2 separate regions of the Mus musculus genome follow, and region 2 is linked to region 1. The links are chromatin loops, found by intact Hi-C in ENCODE. Cell type or tissue: heart. All regions are shown on one strand. Links, peaks and the distances in the headings refer to the core of each region. The heading gives the core; the rest is flanking DNA. Region 1 holds the start of Vps25 (vacuolar protein sorting 25). Region 2 holds the start of Mlx (MAX-like protein X).

Region 1 (8,327 bases), core at 1-8,000:
TTAGGACTTCTGCATTATGGAACTCTTCAGAGACAGAAATGGTTAGTCTGAAGAAGCATTAAGCCAATACTGGTCGGGAGGTGGTGGCACACACCTTTCATTTCAGAACCTAGGAGGCAGAGGCAGGCAGATCTCTTAGTTCAAGGCCTGCCTGGTCTACACAGCAAGTTTCAGATAGCCAGGGCTACAGATAGAGACCCTGTCTTTAAAAAACAAAACACTGGCCAGGCGGTGGTGGCGCACGCCTCTGATCCCAGCACTTGGGAAGCAGAGGCAGGCAGATTTCTGAGTTCAAGGCCAGCCTGGTCTACAGAGTGAGTTCCAGGACAGCCAGGGCTACACAGAGAAACCCTGTCTTGCAAAACCAAAAAAAAAAAAAAAAAAAAAAAAAAAAGAAAAAGAAAGAAAGAAAAAAAACCACTGGAGAAAAGAGGATTCCTGACCAGAGAAATAGAAGAAGAAAAAGGCATTACCTTCATCCTCTGTGTCTTCCCCACTCGTCAGTTCATACAGAGTAAACACAGAGTTATTCTGGCCACTCCTGGAAACCTGAGGGCACAGAAAACGAGGCTGAGCAAGGACCAAGAGTCTCTTGGGAGAGGGTGAACTTCAGCTCTGCCTTTTTTTTTTCTCCTGGAATGGTACCTATACCCAAATGAGCACTGTCACCTCTGCAGTGTCCTAAGCCTTACTGTAAACCCTACAGGTGCTATATTTGTATGTGTGTACACACATTCAGAACCACTAAGCCACAGCCTTTCACGTGTCTCAAAAGTGACCTCTCACTCTGGTTATTTTCTCTTCAGGAATGGGCGGTGTGTATTTGTTATATTTAGGCTGTTGACGCTCCCTCCCCTCCTCCTCTCCTGGGAATGTTTGGAGCTGGTGGTGAGTAGGACTTTGAGGGACAGAGGATTCTGTCCTCACACCCACACTGGTTCAGAAGGTGCATTCATGGAGACAACGCCATGGACGCACAGTGGGAGAGGGAACCCAGGTTTTTTTTTTTTTTTCTCTCCCTTCCTTTCCCCATTTATCTCCTGTGGCCAGAGGCTCCAGCCAACAATAGCACTCAAGGTTCCCAGTGTTGCATTCTCTAAACATGGCCTCACGTAGCCTCTGGCCTCTGACAGCCAAAGAAAGAGAGATTTTGTGCAGGAGAGGCATTGCATCACAGAAGGATGGTTGCCAGCGAGGCCCATGCTTCCTCTCTCGCCCACTCCCCACTTTGCCAGGTCTGCATCTAAGGATGCCAGCTATCTGTTGGGCACAGGCAACAAGTCTTCTTTGCCATGGGTCACTGCCTAGGGCTTAGCAGGGTGGCCTCACCCATTGGTAAATGAGTTTCCCCCATTCTTCTGGCCTCCGCCACATGATCAGGAAGCTAGACTTATTCTTATCCAACCACTCGAGGTTCCCTGTAAAACAGATACTTATGAGAGCATCGTGCTCTAAAAAAGGCACAGAGGCAAATACCAACACCCGGCAGAGGGGACGAGCCTCTGCTTTCAGAACAAGAGATACAATAGTATTTTTACTATTCTTACTTATAAGGCATCCTGTTCTTCTTAGTCTATCTTTCTTAGGCCAGAGAGGAAATTTAATTCTGTACACTAACAGGGGGTGGGGGTGGGGATGGCAGGAGGTGGGGGGTGGGGGGAGAACTAGGCCATCTCAGAATACTTGAGGCTTCAGGCTGAGAGAGACAAAAAAGAAAAAAAAAAAAAAAAGGTCACTAAAAGGAAGAGTTGCCCTGTTGTACCCTCAGGGGAAAAAAAATCCCAAGTAAGAAGAAAAAAAGTAGGGGAGGGGCCGGATAGATGGCTCAGTGGTTAACACTGACTGTTTTTCCAGAGGACCCGGCTTCAATTCCCAGCACCCACATGGTAGCTTACAACTGTCTGTAACTCTAGTTCCAGGGGATCTGACACCTTCATACAGACATATAAGAAGGCAAATACCACAGGACATGTGAAAAACAGTATTTAAAAAACAAAACAAGCTGGGCGTGGTGGCGCATGCCTTTAATCCCAGCAGAGGAGGCAGAGGCAGGCGGATTTCTGAGTTCGAGGCCAGCCTGGTCTACAAAGTGAGCTCCAGGACAGCCAGGGCTATACAGAGAAACCCTGTCTCGAAAAACCAAAAAAAAAAAAAAAAAAAAAAAAAAAAAAAAAACCAAACCAAACCAAACCAAACAAAACCAGGGGGCCTGAAGAGATGGCTCAGTGGTTAAGAGCATTGACTGCTCTTCCACAGGTCCTGAGTTCAATTCCCAGCAACCACATGGTGGCTCACAACCATCTGTAATGAGATCTGATGCCCTCTTCTGGTGTGTCTTAAGAGAGCAATGGTGTACTCATATACATGAAATAAATAAATATATCTTTAAACAGACAAACAAACCAACAGGTATCTGAGAACTGAACCCACCTTTCTTTCTCAGTTCTTCTAATACAATCTGAATTGACTCCACAGGAAGTTTCCCTGGCTTAAGGTTAAGGGAATGGCCTACATGTAAATTAGGTTAAATAAAACATTTTCGGAGTTCGGCCCACGATAAAGAATGATCTAGCCCCCTCCTTTCCCTGCCATACATACATGCAATTTTTGAAGAAGATATGTTTGCATTTCCTCAATATTCTGGAAAAGGAGGTAAAAAGAAACTTCCAGTTAGAAGGAAGAACTAGCAAAGTGTGTTACAGGCCTGTAATACCAGCTCTTATGGGATGGACACAGGAGAATCACCAGTCCAAGGCTGGGCTGGGCTATAGAGATCAGGTCTCAAATAAAAGGCAAGAGTTTTAGAAAATAAAGGGTGTTACCCTTTACTTCATTCTCTGTGCCTTTTTCTCCACAAATTTTACCTATGAATCAGAGAGCAAAAATAAATGACCCTCACTTCCTGGGAGAGGTGGGGCAAGTCAAAAAAATTATTAAAGATGGTTTGGGATTTGAGGCTCACAGAGAGGAGATTCAAATAGTTTTAAAGGGTCCAGTGTGTAAAGCTTGGGACTTAAAGACCCCAGCACTCATTAACTAGGGTAAAGGGAGCTTGCACTGCCTGCAAAAGTGCATATAAAATGATTATCTGCCATTTAGTTTTGCTGTTTCCCAAGTCCAGGTTGAATAGAAGCCTGCCTACTGTGGGTAAAGGGAGGTGGGGAGATGCAGTCTGGGCATGTAGAAAAGTGTGGGAGTGCGTGTGTGTGGGGGCTGGGGGTGGGCTATGGAAGAGCCTGAGGGAGGATACGCTGTAGCTTGACGTTGTTGAAAAGCGGGCTCTCCTGGGCTTCCATCACCGTCATGCTGGACTGTTTGTGCAGGCGGCAGAAGGACAGAACCAGAGAGCACCAGGCGGCCAGCTGCTTCTGCCGGGTGTCCACGTTCGGCTGTAACCTGCCGGGCGAAGGGAGCAGGACGAGGAATTAAAGCGTGGAAGAGGGCGGCAGCAGCACCAGCCTAGCAGCACGTTAGGGGGAGACAGTGACGGGCTGGCTGGACAGGAAGGCGGCCGGCAGCTCCCGTCTCCCCCGGAACCCCAAGTGAATCATCAGGGCTGAGCCCTGGGCCCCGGGGACGGGAGGGAGCTACACTGGGCTTCTCAGGGTCTGAGCCTCACGTAAAGAAGGGCGGGAAGCGGTACTGCCACGGCCACTCGAAACTCATCGCCATCGTAGTAGCCCAGAAAACCCGGAACCGACAAGGGGCTTCCGGTCTCCGCCTCAGCATGTCCGGGCTGACAGCACAGCAGAAAGGTTCCGGACTCCTCTCGGGAGGCGCCGCAGTGGGATGGGAACGGTTCTTGTCACCAATCTGCTGCTGTCTAAAGAAAAACTTCAACATGAAGCGCAGGAGTTCTGGGTCTTGTCGCTTAAACAGAGGGAAACGGGGGCGGGGGGGGGGGGGGGGGACGACGACACGTAGTTTCCCTCTGCAAATTGCGAGGTCAGCCGAACGCAAGTTAGAATCCACATCTGGAGGCTTCACCTTCGTGTCGGTTGCCAATTTAAACTCATGATGCCGAAATTTCCTGCATTCCCACCCAGGTTGACTTCACTCTTAAATTTCCTGTAGGATCATGGGAGCATATTGTGTGGTTTGCATCGCTATACGCGATTTTCAAAGAATCAAAACTTATTGCTTTTTTCAAAGAATCAAAACTAACGTTTAGCTCTTAACCTCTTCCTTTCTAGACCCCAGACTTGGAATCCCTTTGGCTTCATCTGACTCATACCCAGCCTACACTAGTCAGATCTGTCCCTTTGCCTGCCTAAACTACGGGTCAGTTCCCAAACCAGAATTACTGTTTCCATTCTCCCAACAGTACTTCCACTGCTGAGCTGTGGAAAATTGCTGAAGACCAACCAGAACATGTTTACTGAGTCCCGGGCTCGCTGACTAATCTCACTACTGGACTCTCAGGGGAGCCTTGTTGGATCTAGAAATACAAGTTTGGGAGTCTTCTGACCTGACATGCAATATGAACCCATTTAAGGGATAAGAGCACTAAACAAAAGGTGTATTGAAAAGAAGGCTGACCTTGGGCTGCTAGGAGATGCTCACCTTTAAAGAGCGAGAAGAAGCTGGGCTGTTTTCATTGATTCCCTGTTATCCTCATTCAAAATAGTCCGCCTGTGTCTATCTTTCTGTTCCCTGAAGAATTATTGTGAGAATCCCTTAATCTCTCTCTGTCACAATGTTTAATTCATAGCTCCAAAGCTCCTCCCCATTTTTTCTTCCTTTGCCTTTTGAACTCAAAACTGCCATTCTTCCTTTACAAGTAACGTGTTGCCTCAATTTTTCAATTTCTTTCCGGATATCACTATCATCATGCCTCCCTCCCTTTCTGTGTAGCTCACTTTATTTCTATTTAAAAGTAATGTTAGGGCTGGTGAGATGGCTCAGCAGGTAAAGAGCACTGACTGCTCTTCTGAAGGTCCTGAGTTCAAATCCCAGCAGCCACATGGTGGCTCACAATCACTCGTAATGAGATCTGACGCCCTCTTCTGGTGTGTCTGAAGACAGCTACAGTGTACTCATATACATACATAAACAAATAAATCTTAAAAGAAAAAAAAAATGTTAGCTGAGCACACCTTTATCCCAGAGCTCAGCCTTTAATCCCACTGCCTCAACCTTCTGAGAACTGAGATTACATGTGTGTGCTGTGTCCATGGTCTGTTTTTTTTAAAGATATATCTATTTTAGATATGTGAGTACACTGTAGTTGTCTTCAGACACACCAGAAGAGGGCATCAGATCCCATTACAGATGGTTTTGAGCCACCATGTGGTTGCTGGGAATTAAACTCAGGACCTCTGGAAGAGCACTCAGTGCTCTTAACTGCTAAGCCATCTCTCTAGACCCACCTTCTTTCTTTTTAAAGAAGGTATTAATTTCTTTTTATTTATATGTATATATGCATTTATGCAAGTGCTCCTGGAGACAAGAAGAGGATTCCCTGGAGCTGGAATTACAGGTGATTGTGAGTTGCCTGACATGGCTATTTAAATGGAATAGAACTTTGGTCCTTTGTAAGAGCAGTGACTGATCTTAATCTATGAGCTATCTTTTCAGCCCCCTACATTTTCCCCCCTTAGGTCAGTTCTGAAGGTCAAAGTCTGACTTATCTCTAACACCTCTCTCTCCTTTACCCCCTCATGACGGATGGTCCTATAGATTCCCTTCATTGATTTTAATCATAACTCCTACTTATAATTAGGTTTGCCTCCCCGCTCATCAGTTTGGCTAAGTCTTGATTTTCTCACTCCTGGATACCTTTGTCGATGTTGTTTGAGACAGGATCTCACTATGTCAACCTGGCTACACAGATCAGGGTGGCCTCAAACTCAGAGATCCACCTACCTCTGCCCCTGAGTGTTAGGGTCAAAAGTGTGAGCCACAAAGCCGGGCTTTACTCCTGGGGTCTACAATGACTTCCTAATCCACACTCATTCAATGTCTGCTCCAGGGGAATACTTTCCACCTAAGGCCTTGCCCTGGACCAACTCTGCAGTCACACTCTTCTGACTCCAGGACATGGCAATGTCTCTCTGAAAGTTTATATGTTGAAGGCTTGGGCCCCAGCTATGTTTGCTAGGGTTTGGGTGCTCAGATTCTGAGGAATCTAACTTTATCAAGAGGTAATTCATTAACGAATCCAGAGCCTAGTGGACTATGGGGAGTTAGAGACTGGTGGGAAGTAATAGGTTACCAGGGGCCTGCCCCTGTCCCTAGCCTTGTCCATAGCCTCTGCCAGGTTATGCTTTTCAGTTGCTATGAGGCTTCTGTTTGGACACATGCTCCCTGCCATGACGTTCTTGCCCCACTATGACCCCAGAAACAATGAAACCCAGTAGCTGTGCTCTGGAACATTAAGCAAAAAAATAAATAAATAAATAAAACTTTGCTCCTTTAAGTTGCTTCTGGCTAGTATTTACCTCAAGCTACAGAAAGGCTAATGGCACATTTCTGTGATCATCTCGGCCACACAGGATTCCCTCCCTCCCTCCTTTGCACGTGGGCTGTTTCCCTTGTATAACTGCCGTCATACATTCTGATTTGTTTTCTTTCTTTATTTTATTTTATTTTTTTCAAGACAGGGTTTCTCTGTATAGCTCTGGCTGTCCTGGAACTCACTTTGTAGACCAGGTTAGCCTCAAACTCAGAAATCTGTCTGCCTCTGCCTCCCAAGTGCTGGGATTAAAGGCATGCGCCACCACCACCCGGCCCATTCTGATTTCTTATTTGTTTCCTTTTAAAGATTTTATTATTTTATGTATATGAGTACATTGTAGCTGTCTTCAGACACACCAGAAGAGGGCATCTGATCCTATTACAGATGGTTGTGAGCCACCATGTTAGTGCTGGGATTTGAACTCAGGATCTCTGGAAGAGCAGTCAATGTTCTTAACCACTGAGCCAGCCTCTCTTATTTATTTGTATATGTCAAATTTCTCAGGGGATGAAAGCCATTGAGGGTAGAATCGAGCCCGAGTTGTTCTAACCTGCCTTTCCCAACACCCTGCTGTACACCGTCTTTTACACCAGCAGGTCCCTGGGGCATATTAATAAAACGAATAAGGACACATATACATTCATGGAAATAGAGCAAATAGTTATCTCAGCTGAAAATTTAAAATATGTTAACGTTGCTGAGCAGTGGTAGCGTTCATTTTTAATCCCAGCACTGGGAGGCAGACACAGATGGATCTCTGAATTTGAGGCCAGCCTGGTCGATAGAGTGAGTTCTGCGACAGCTGGAGAAACCATGTTTCAAATATATAGGCCGGGCGTGGTGGCGCACGCCTTTAATCCCAGCACTTGGGAGACAGAGGCAGGCAGATTTCTGAGTTTGAGGCCAGCCTGGTCTACAAAGTGAGTTCCAGGACAGCCAGGGCTATACAGAGAAACCCTGTCTCAAAAAACAACAACAACAACAACAACAACAACAAAAACCAAATCAAATATATATATATATATATATCCATCCATCCTTAGGTTACTGGTTGGTGGTGGCACATGCATGTAATCCCAGCCTTTGTGAGGCAGACACAGGGAGATCTCTGAGTTCCAGGACAGCCAGAGCTACACAGAGAAACCTTGTCTCAAAAAAAAAAAAAAGAAAAAAAAAAAAAAGAAAGAAAGAAAGAAAGAAAGAAAGAAAGAAAGAAAGAAAGAAAGAAAGAAAAATCAGGGCTGGTGAGATGGCTCAGTGGTTAAGAGCACCGACCGACTGCTCTTCCAGAGGTCCTGAGTTCAATTCCCAGCAACCACATGGTGGCTCACAACCATCTGTCATGGGATCTGCTGTGTCTGAAGACAGCTACAGTGTAATCATATGCATTAAATAAATTAATTAATAAATCCTTTAAAAACAATCAAAACCAAAGTCCTTCGGTGACAGATGTGGCCTGAGAGGAGTATATCTTTGACAACAAATAGGAAGGTCCCAAGCAACTCAGGCATATATCTACAAAACAGATAGGCATGTGTCAGGAGATAGACATTTTGGGAAACAGATATTTCAGCAGGGAGAACAGGAGCCTCTAAAGAGGCTAAGAGTGCTTGCAAAAGATAATTAGGTATTTTCACAGAAAGCAAAGTTGCTTTGCCTGTATTTGGGGGGACCCGGCAAGTGTAACCCAGGAAGGATTGGGTAGGAGAGATCCCCCGTGAGGGAAACTGATCTTCCCTGTCTGGGAAACCCTGTTCATACACAGAAATGGGCAGAGACGTAGATGTGTTAATAGAATATTGTATCCATATTTCTCAAGAAGCGTACAGAAGGGCCTGTCTAAGAACTAGGTTGTGACAGAGATAACATT
Region 2 (8,327 bases), core at 328-8,327, 170 kb after region 1:
AAGGGATCGCCCTGGCCTACCCCCAGAAGACTTGAGGATCTCCTGTCCCACCTAACTCTATCCCCAGGCCCCAGGAGAAATGGAGACAACACACTGGTGGGGCAGATACACACATTATGCAGAAGAGGCTGGGGCTGCTTTGGAGGTCTGCTAAGAAGTTTGGGAAACTGCATATAACAAAAATGCACTGTGGGTATTTAGAAGATAAATTCAAATATGTAATGCTGCCTTTGCCTTTGGGAAGACAGGGCAAGAGCTGATGGGACGCTGTTTCCTGTAGCACCTACAGCAGCTGAAGTGGGCAGCAGAACATGAGGGTAGCAGGGTCAGGCAGCCCTACCCTGAGCTGGCTAGAATACCCTGGCCTTACTTAGTATTGACCACACAGCCCTAGCCTAGGCACAAGGTGGCCTTTTACCCTTCATGGCCATAGGGCTATTTCTTTTCCTTTTTTCTAACTTAAGAACTGCCAAAATACCCAAACTTGAGCCAAGTGTTGCCCAAGAGACCAAGCAGAGGCAAACGATTTCCAAATTATGTATATAGATTGTGAGCAGGAACCCAGTGGGTAGAGAAAAGGCTGAGGGGCTCAGGGTTCTGTGAGGCTCCCTGAACAGACTCTTGTCCTAGAGGCTTTTCCTAGAAAGGGGAAGGTTGGGTAGGTTCAACATTGTGGACAATATAATAAATTATTCAGAAGCTTTCACAAAACACTCAACCCCACCGAAGCTGAAGTGGGGTTGGGAAAACCAAACACCAAGTAGAAACCAGCTGACCGGTGTGAGGTGTTGCAGGCCAGTCTCATAGGCCCAGCAGTTAGTTCCATGGCCACACTCTCAAAGGCCTCTTGTTGGCTGCTCTGCAGGCTTCCATGGGCAATCAGTAGAGTTGGTTTTTCAACTGATGAAGGACACCGATCACAATCTCTCGTAGAGTCTAGGAAAGACAATGTTCAGGTGACACACAGGCCTTTAAGACGCCTGCCTAGAGTGGCCATGCTCTTGAAGGCGTTTAAAATAGTCACCCCTAGCCGGGCGGTGGTGGCACACACCTTTAATCCCAGCACTTGGGAGGCAGAGGCAGGCAAATTTCTGAGTTTGAGGCCAGCCTGGTCTACAGAGTGAGTTCCAGGACAGCCAAGGCTATACAGGATAAACCCTATCTCGGAAAACCAAAAAGAAAGAAAAAAAGCTATAAAATAGTCACCCAAGGGTTGGCAGCTTGGTGGAGTACTTCCTAGCACTCAAAGAAAAAAGGCCTGGAGAGATGGCCTGGCAGTAAAGCCTCTGGTCACTCAGTCTCTGTGGAGTCCACATAAAGATGAAAGGAAAGAACTCACTAAAACGTTGCCTCTGACCTCACACACTAAACAAACTTTTTCTTTGGTGCGGGGAGGGTGTTAGAGATGTCTCCGTGGTGAAGAGTACTTGCTGCTCTTAAAGAGGACCCAGGTCCTGTTCCCAGTACCCTCATCTGGTGGCTCACAACCACCTGCAAATCCACTTTCAGGGGTCCAAGGCCCTCTTCTGGCCTCTGGCATCAGGCAGACACATGTAGCACATGGATAAATGCAGACAAAATAAATACCCATGTACATAAAATAATTTTTGTAAAGGAAAAAAGGTCCCTGAAATGGAGTGTTGCCTACTTTTAATTTCCAAATCCCTGAACTAAGATGCAGACAAAGATGAGTGTGTCACTGGTATAACTGACATGCTGGGTATGAGTGTTCACTCCAACAGTCCTTGACTGTTGCAGTGTTTGTGTAGAGTATTTCACAATGAAAATGTTGAGAAACATAAAAGAAAGTGGAAAATCTGAGAAAAAAACGGCAGGCCTCAAGAGTAGAAGCCAGCACAATAAAAATCCTGGGGCTACAGGGAGTGAGGGTGTCTTGTAATCTGCAAACTTTCATGTTTCTAGAAACTTCAAGCTGTTGGCTTCCATACAGGACAGCCAAGGAGTAGACAGGGTAGCTAATGAGTCACCAATGACATGGGCTAAAGCTGGACCTGGCACTGAATGCTCACATCCTGGTTGCCAGCTGAGACCTTCACTGGGCTAGGCAGCAAAGACAGAGTATTAAGCTTTGTAGACAGAAACCCAAAGGCAGCTACACTTTTCCTGGAGTATGGTAAGAGAACCTCAGGCACCATGACCCCACCTGCCACATACCTGTGGCTCACAGTGTTCCTCAATCCAGCTGAAGACACAAGCTGAGAGCTCCTGGAAGCTGGCCACAGAGATAGAGGCGTTGAAAGACTGGAAGAGGGAGTCCATGATGCCTTGAAAGACGTTGAACTTGACCTGGTCAGAGACCTGGTCCTCTCCCTCATGAGGGTTGTCCTGATGTGCCTTCACGATTTGCTCATAGTTCCTGAAAGCATGCAAACAAACAGGGCTGAGGTGCTATGGCAGCTGTCTACCTGAAAAGTATGGAGGGATAATCCAGTTGGCCATGCCATAAGGGGATTCCTAGGCACCTGTGGGGATGCATTCGTTATCAGCTGGATAGACGAGCCTAAGTCAGAAACAGTGAGAAACTCTTACCTTGATGGGTATTTACGTCCTATATGTCTGTTATATGTACAAGACTGGTGGGCCAGTCAGCTGTGTCTTACAGTGACTTCCTTGCTGGGTCACCTACATGTGTTCTCCAACATAGCCTCTGAACAAGAGTGCACTTGACCTCAGCCCCCCAGCCCCCAATTCAGCACCCCTCTTACACTTTCATTATCTTCAAGGCTGTGACGTCCTTGCGCAGTGTGGATACTTCTTCCTCCTGCTTTTTCTTCTCCTTGTGTAAAAACTGGATGTAGTCAATGGCTGGAGTAGGAGCCAAGAGAAGGGTTGAGCACTGAGGAAGTCTGAACCAGGAAGAGGGCTTATTTTGTTTGCCCTTCCCCTATAAACCAACTTTTCCATTAAGGCGACCACACCTGGGTGCGACCAGGTCCTAGCCACTTCACAGACACTACTACCCCCCCTGCCCCACCCCTTGCCTGGACATACTCTTCTGTAGAACGATGGCTTTGCTGAGTTTTTGGGAGCCAATGGAGAAATCCTGCTGCTGGCAGGTAGGGACAATGGTCTGAAGGTCATCATAGCCTCTCTGGAAATAGCAGGGAAATGGGTTCCTTAGCTCAGGAACAGCAAAGGCTAGCGCACACTTTTGATACCAGTTCCATGCTCAGACTCAAAGCACAGAGGGCTGGAAGGAAGAGGTGCAGGCATAGAACCAGCCCAGCATCCCCACCCCACCCCACCCCTGCAGACATCTGGGGCTGAAGGGTCAGGGCAGGGTCCTTCCCTGCTGCCCTGGGTACAGGCTTCCAGTCACCTTAATAGCATCCCTTCTCTTCTGTTCAGCCTGAGTGTGCGCACGCCGCCTCCGGTCTTTGTAGGACTCCTTGTAGGACTCCTGCTGATAATCACTGTCCTCATCATCTAAACTCAGAGATGGAGGAAGGAGAGATCACTTTACAGTACACTAAATCCAATTCGCCCACCCTTCCCCAGTTGGAAGGACCTGGTGCCCAGAGATGTTGAATAGAAAGAACCTAGTTAATCTCTGATGAGGTGAAAGACAGTGAGCCTCGGGCTTGGCACTGTTCCTGCCACCCCCATATGGAGAGCGGAGCTCCCTATCTAGGAAAGATACTAAAATGATGGAAGAGCTAAGTCTCCCCAGGTGTGCGACGGGCTATGTTGCTGCCTACCTGTGTTGGGGACAGAAGAGGCACTGGTGGAGCCGATGCTATTAGCTCTGGACACTACACTCCCCTTGTGGGTGCTTTCTACAAAAAGCCCTGGAAAAAAGAGGCCTCAAGTCACTAAGGATTGGGGAACACTGCCATGCCTTCAGTCACCTATGGGCACAATGGCTTCAAATGCTGACCTCTCGCCATCAACTCCAAAGCCAGTCACCACAGGCCTTCCATTTCATGCTGAAATGCTCCTGTCCCAGGGTCTACACTGCCCAGAGGACTTATTTCTGGCTCACACAGGAGCATCTGGATGCAGTGACTATGACCAGCTGTCACTGTTTCCATCATTTCCCATTCTAATGCAGAGGAACCAGGTGTGACCATGGTTGCTTCCTGCCTATTCTCCAGCTCCACCCTCACTTCTCAAGCCAAGTCCTTGGCGCAGTGACAGTGGACTGTGCTCAGGTGTGGCTGGCAAGACCATAAGAATCTACAGAGCCGAACCAGGAGTCATTCCTGACCCGCAGACAATGGAGAAGGCACTCACCAGGATCCAGGCTGTTGTCACTGTAGGCATACTCGACCTGCAGCACCAAGCAAGGGAGAAGCCTGTCAAACCTCTGCCTCTAGGAAGGCACGCGCAATCCGCGAAAGCTCATACCACAGGTGCAGGGACCACTGAATGGTTAAGCCAAGCCTTGGCTGGGCCTAGGGGGGCGTCGCCCCCTCTGTATGCTCCTACCGTCCCCGCCCCATCTCCCAGCTATGACCCCCTCGTTCCCGCACACACGCCCGTTTGTCTCCCCACCTTGGCACAGGCCGGGTGAGAGCTGTCTTCTCTGCAGCCCCGGGCCCCGGACAGCAGGGGAGACTCTGGGGATAGTTGGGGAGCCCCGCGTCTTCCGGACCCCCTACGTGCACGAGCCCGACCCGCCCTCCCCTCGCCGGCGTGCGCGTCCGCGAAGCTTGCCTTGACCCAAGGGTCCTCCGGAGAGGCGCCCGGCTCCGTCATCGTGAACCTACCGAACCGGAAACAAGCCAGCGGACTGGCCCCCAACCTCCAGGAAGAGGCGAGGCTCAGTCACGTGATCCAACCCACCAATCCGCAATTGTAGTCGTGAGCGGTGTGATAGCGCTGCGCTTGCGCCGCTCCAGTTTTTAACTGAATGTTGGAGGAGGCTAAATCTGGCCAATTCGCTTTAATGTAGGCAATGTCAGCCCCTAAGGGTCCCCACTGGCCTCCGAATGAGAATCTTCAATGGTGGCGATTTTCTGTGCAATGGAGCACCTCCAAAAAGATTGTCAGAGGGGCTAGAAGTGTAATTAGTTTAGTGGTAGAACCCGAGTGAGAGTACTAGCATCTGTCTGAACAGTGTGACACCTTGTACGCACGCGCACAGCTGGTCCGCCTGGCAATTGCTGCTGGGTCAAGAATTTCTCCTACATCACATGATCTGATCTAAGGGGGCACAAAGCCACCTCCAGCATCGGTCTCCCAACACTCAGCAGGTGCAGGACGCTAAGTCTTATAAAAATGCCTTTTAAGTTAAGCTTACAGTAAAGTCTATAACATACTCAAAAGCACATAACTAGTCACTGATAGGTTACACTTTACAGCACTCCTTGACTTCCAGCTCAGACCTTGCCCCTGAATTTGGAGTCTAACGTTCCAAAGGTATCTAGAGTCACTGGAGAGGAAACAGAAAACCACACAAGCAGCACTTGGAAACATCTTTAATTCAGTTACTGGGTCCAGACTTCACCAAACCCATCAACACTAGGTAGACATCACATCCACCACCAAAAAGCGGACAGAACCTCAGAGCGGATCGCTCCCCATTAGCTGTGTCCTCATTGCTGGACAAATTCCAGCATGCTAGGCGGACTTCCAAGCTTCTCTGTGTCCTGCACAGCTTAGCTTAAAGCCCCTGAGGCCAGATAGAGGGTAAACATCAAGGCCCCCATTTCTCCTCACCATTAGATTTGTTAGTTTCAAGGGCCAGTTTGGCGCCATAGAAAATCCACTGTCAGTTCCTGGTCTGGTAAGCCTTAGGGAGGCGCTTCTGTAGAAGATTCCACGCCTTTTCCACCTTTGGCCAGGCCAGAATGATACAAGAAAAGGCAAGGTCAGAAAAGCTAACCATTGAACCTTCCCTCCCCACAACCTAACCTAGTCTTTCCCTTTGCACCAACCTGGCTCTGTGTGACATGTGACTCCCACAAGGTGCTCAGAACCACGTTGCTCTGCTCTACCAGCTGCTGGCCGCTCATCTGGCTCTGCAGCCGGCTCTGAGCGGCTGCCTCACTTAGTCCATCCCTCTCAACAATGCGTCGAACAGCCTGGGCAATGGATGACACACGGGTCAGGAAGGGTCCTAGCCCAGTCTACTGGATCAGAGCAGGAGACCGTCTGCAGTGGGCTCAGATGGGGTGCAGTGGGGTCCAGATACCTCAGTCTCAGGGATGACGACGGTCCACACCTCGTGTACCATACTCTGCCAGCCAGCTTCAAGCAGCATAGCAGCATCGATTACACACAGAGTTTTTCCTGTGAGGAGATACTAGTCACTGCCAGCAGCACCTTGCGCTTGCTGCCTGTCAGCGCACCAAATGCTGTCCTAGGTGGTGAATGGTCTGCCTGGGGCCAAGGAAGATCCCAGAGGGTGTTGCGGCTTAACTGTCCCACTTTGGCTGCTCCCGTCATCCCTCCCACTCACCCTTAGCCACAGCCACATCCATCTCCTCCCGGGCCAGCTTTGCGATAACTGGCCACACAATATCTGTGAGGATCTTCATCTGCTTCTGGGGAGGGGGACAGAGGGAGTGGGCAGAGGTTAACTTTCCTGAGAAATACAGCTGTGAGGTGGGGGGTGGGGGGGTGGGGGTTGGGGTGGGAGCAGATAAGCAGAGACTGACTTCCTGTGCCAGACTAGGGAGTGCACTGGTTCCCGCCCATGGATCTCAAGAACTCTTGAAGATGTGTGTGTTTACCTTGTTCCCAAACACCCGGCTGCCCAGGACCTTCCTATTGATGGTGCCATCTTTATGGAGAATATCTGGGTGACAAAGAAAGAAGGCTAAGCAAAGAGGTCACACCATCTTCTCACCTCAGGCCACTTCCAGCCTTCTCTGGCTAGTACCTGTTCCAAAGGCCTCCACCACAGGCTGGTAGGCAGGACCCCCAGGAGCATAGGCCCGATGGCCCAGATGGTCGCTGTCGATGATGTATGCTCCCAAGTTCTTCAGCCGCTGAGCTACCGAGCTTTTCCCAGAGCCACTGATGCCTGTGAGCCCGAGCACATAGAGACCTGACGGGAGCTCCGGCCTCTCCTAAAGACAGGTAAGAGGGAACCTCAGTGACCAGGGAGTTCAAAAGCCCAGCTTCCAGTGGAGGGCCTGTTTCTATCCTTCAGCATCTTACCACGCCCAACCAGCGAGGAGGAAGGCTTACATTTGGAGGCTGAAGCAGGTTTCCCAGGATTCGCTGGCGAAAGCTGGAGGAGCTGACCTTGTCCTCCTCATTTTCATTGTGACTCTGGTCCTTCAGCAGTTGTATCTGGTACAAAGCAAGTTCTTCTTTGCCCTGAGGTAAAGGGAGGAGGAGGAGGAGGAGGAAAGGAGTAAGAGCTAGGAGAAGGCATCTGGAGCCCCAGTCTCTCTACCTACCCCTCGCCTCCACAGACAAGTTCCTGAACTTGACAAGACAAGTTCTTCCACCCTGAACCCTCCCTTCCCTGCTCTGGGACCACAGCACTTCTCACGGGCCTCCCCCTCCCAGCCCCTCTGCCAGGCTCCTTCGGGAGTTACATTCTCAAGGCGGAAGCGGTTGACAGCCATCCCCCCACGGTAGGTCTCCTCGCTGACCACCAGGAACTCCAAGGTGGGGTCGGACCCAGCAGGCCCATAGGGATCCAGCAGGGGGACGAGTTCAAAGGTCAGGGAGGGCTTGATGTCCACCAGGAACTCAGTCAGATGCTCCACGCGCTCTGCATACGGCTGGAGCAGCTCGGGGAGCAACTTGCCTGAGGAAGGAGCGAGGAACGGTGAGATCTTTCCCCATTTGGGGAAGAGTGTCCCATAGCACTGAAATCCTCCCAAGCAGTGGCAGCAAGAAAGGGTGAGACAGGGACAGGTTTGGGGGTACAGAAGGGAAAACAAGCATCAGTCACTTTGAGAGCTGACGTGTACTCCAAGAACAAGTTAAGAAATGCCTACAGAGCAGCAGGACCAATAGGTATCAGTTGGTGGAGAACCCCCAAGAACTACTATATTCTTAGAGTCCCCTCACTGTTGATGGCAGTACTGGGTCACCCCCAATCATCTCCTATCCATTTATCTTCAGCGTTTCAAACCTCCGAGCCGATCACTTGGACAACCATGAAGTGCAGAGTCCTTGGTTCCCATTTGGGAAGTTCTGACTTCAGTTAAAAAGTGACTGAACCCCAGACTAAAGATACCACATGTATTCATTTAACAAACAAACGTCCCTTAGCAATAACAGAGTGTCAGACATTGTGGCATTTTGGAAGGTTGAGAAGTGGCCCTACCCTTCCTTGATCTTGGCATTGGGGAAGAACAAGAAAATGTGAAGGCTGCCTTCCATTGCCCTAGTCCAGGGTC

What was found. A loop is a pair of places that touch in the nucleus more often than their neighbours do. Peaks named below come from ENCODE experiments on the same cell type or tissue, not always from the same donor. Only the 100,000 strongest peaks of a DNase experiment are listed, where the experiment ranks them.
Region 2: a loop joins it to region 1, with 2.4 times the contacts of the local background. A loop is called at or near these places in 1 of 42 quality-filtered maps.

What each region holds. Positions count from the first base shown.
Region 1 is chr11:101,249,100-101,257,426 of GRCm38, reverse strand. Vps25 (vacuolar protein sorting 25) reads right to left here and starts at 3,720. Exons shown (of 6, transcript NM_026776.5): 1 at 3,620-3,720; 2 at 3,251-3,396; 3 at 2,431-2,484; 4 at 1,330-1,418; 5 at 474-549. The coding sequence starts at 3,672. In heart, for the core only: a CTCF peak has its summit at 3,487; DNase peaks (open chromatin) are centred at 916, 1,346 and 3,726; H3K4me3 peaks cover 2,373 bases; H3K27ac peaks cover 2,484 bases.
Region 2 is chr11:101,083,718-101,092,044 of GRCm38, reverse strand. Coasy (Coenzyme A synthase) reads right to left here. Exons shown (of 10, transcript NM_001305982.1): 3 at 7,515-7,729; 4 at 7,159-7,290; 5 at 6,848-7,037; 6 at 6,699-6,763; 7 at 6,425-6,509; 8 at 6,158-6,255; 9 at 5,901-6,047; 10 at 5,426-5,797. The coding sequence ends at 5,735. Mlx (MAX-like protein X) reads right to left here and starts at 4,755. Exons shown (of 8, transcript NM_001159385.1): 1 at 4,678-4,755; 2 at 4,255-4,291; 3 at 3,720-3,809; 4 at 3,341-3,447; 5 at 3,013-3,112; 6 at 2,727-2,826; 7 at 2,176-2,377; 8 at 1-936. The coding sequence starts at 4,719. The coding sequence ends at 880. In heart, for the core only: no CTCF peak of the experiment used is centred there; DNase peaks (open chromatin) are centred at 4,744, 6,224, 7,034, 7,614 and 1 weaker place; H3K4me3 peaks cover 2,472 bases; H3K27ac peaks cover 2,451 bases.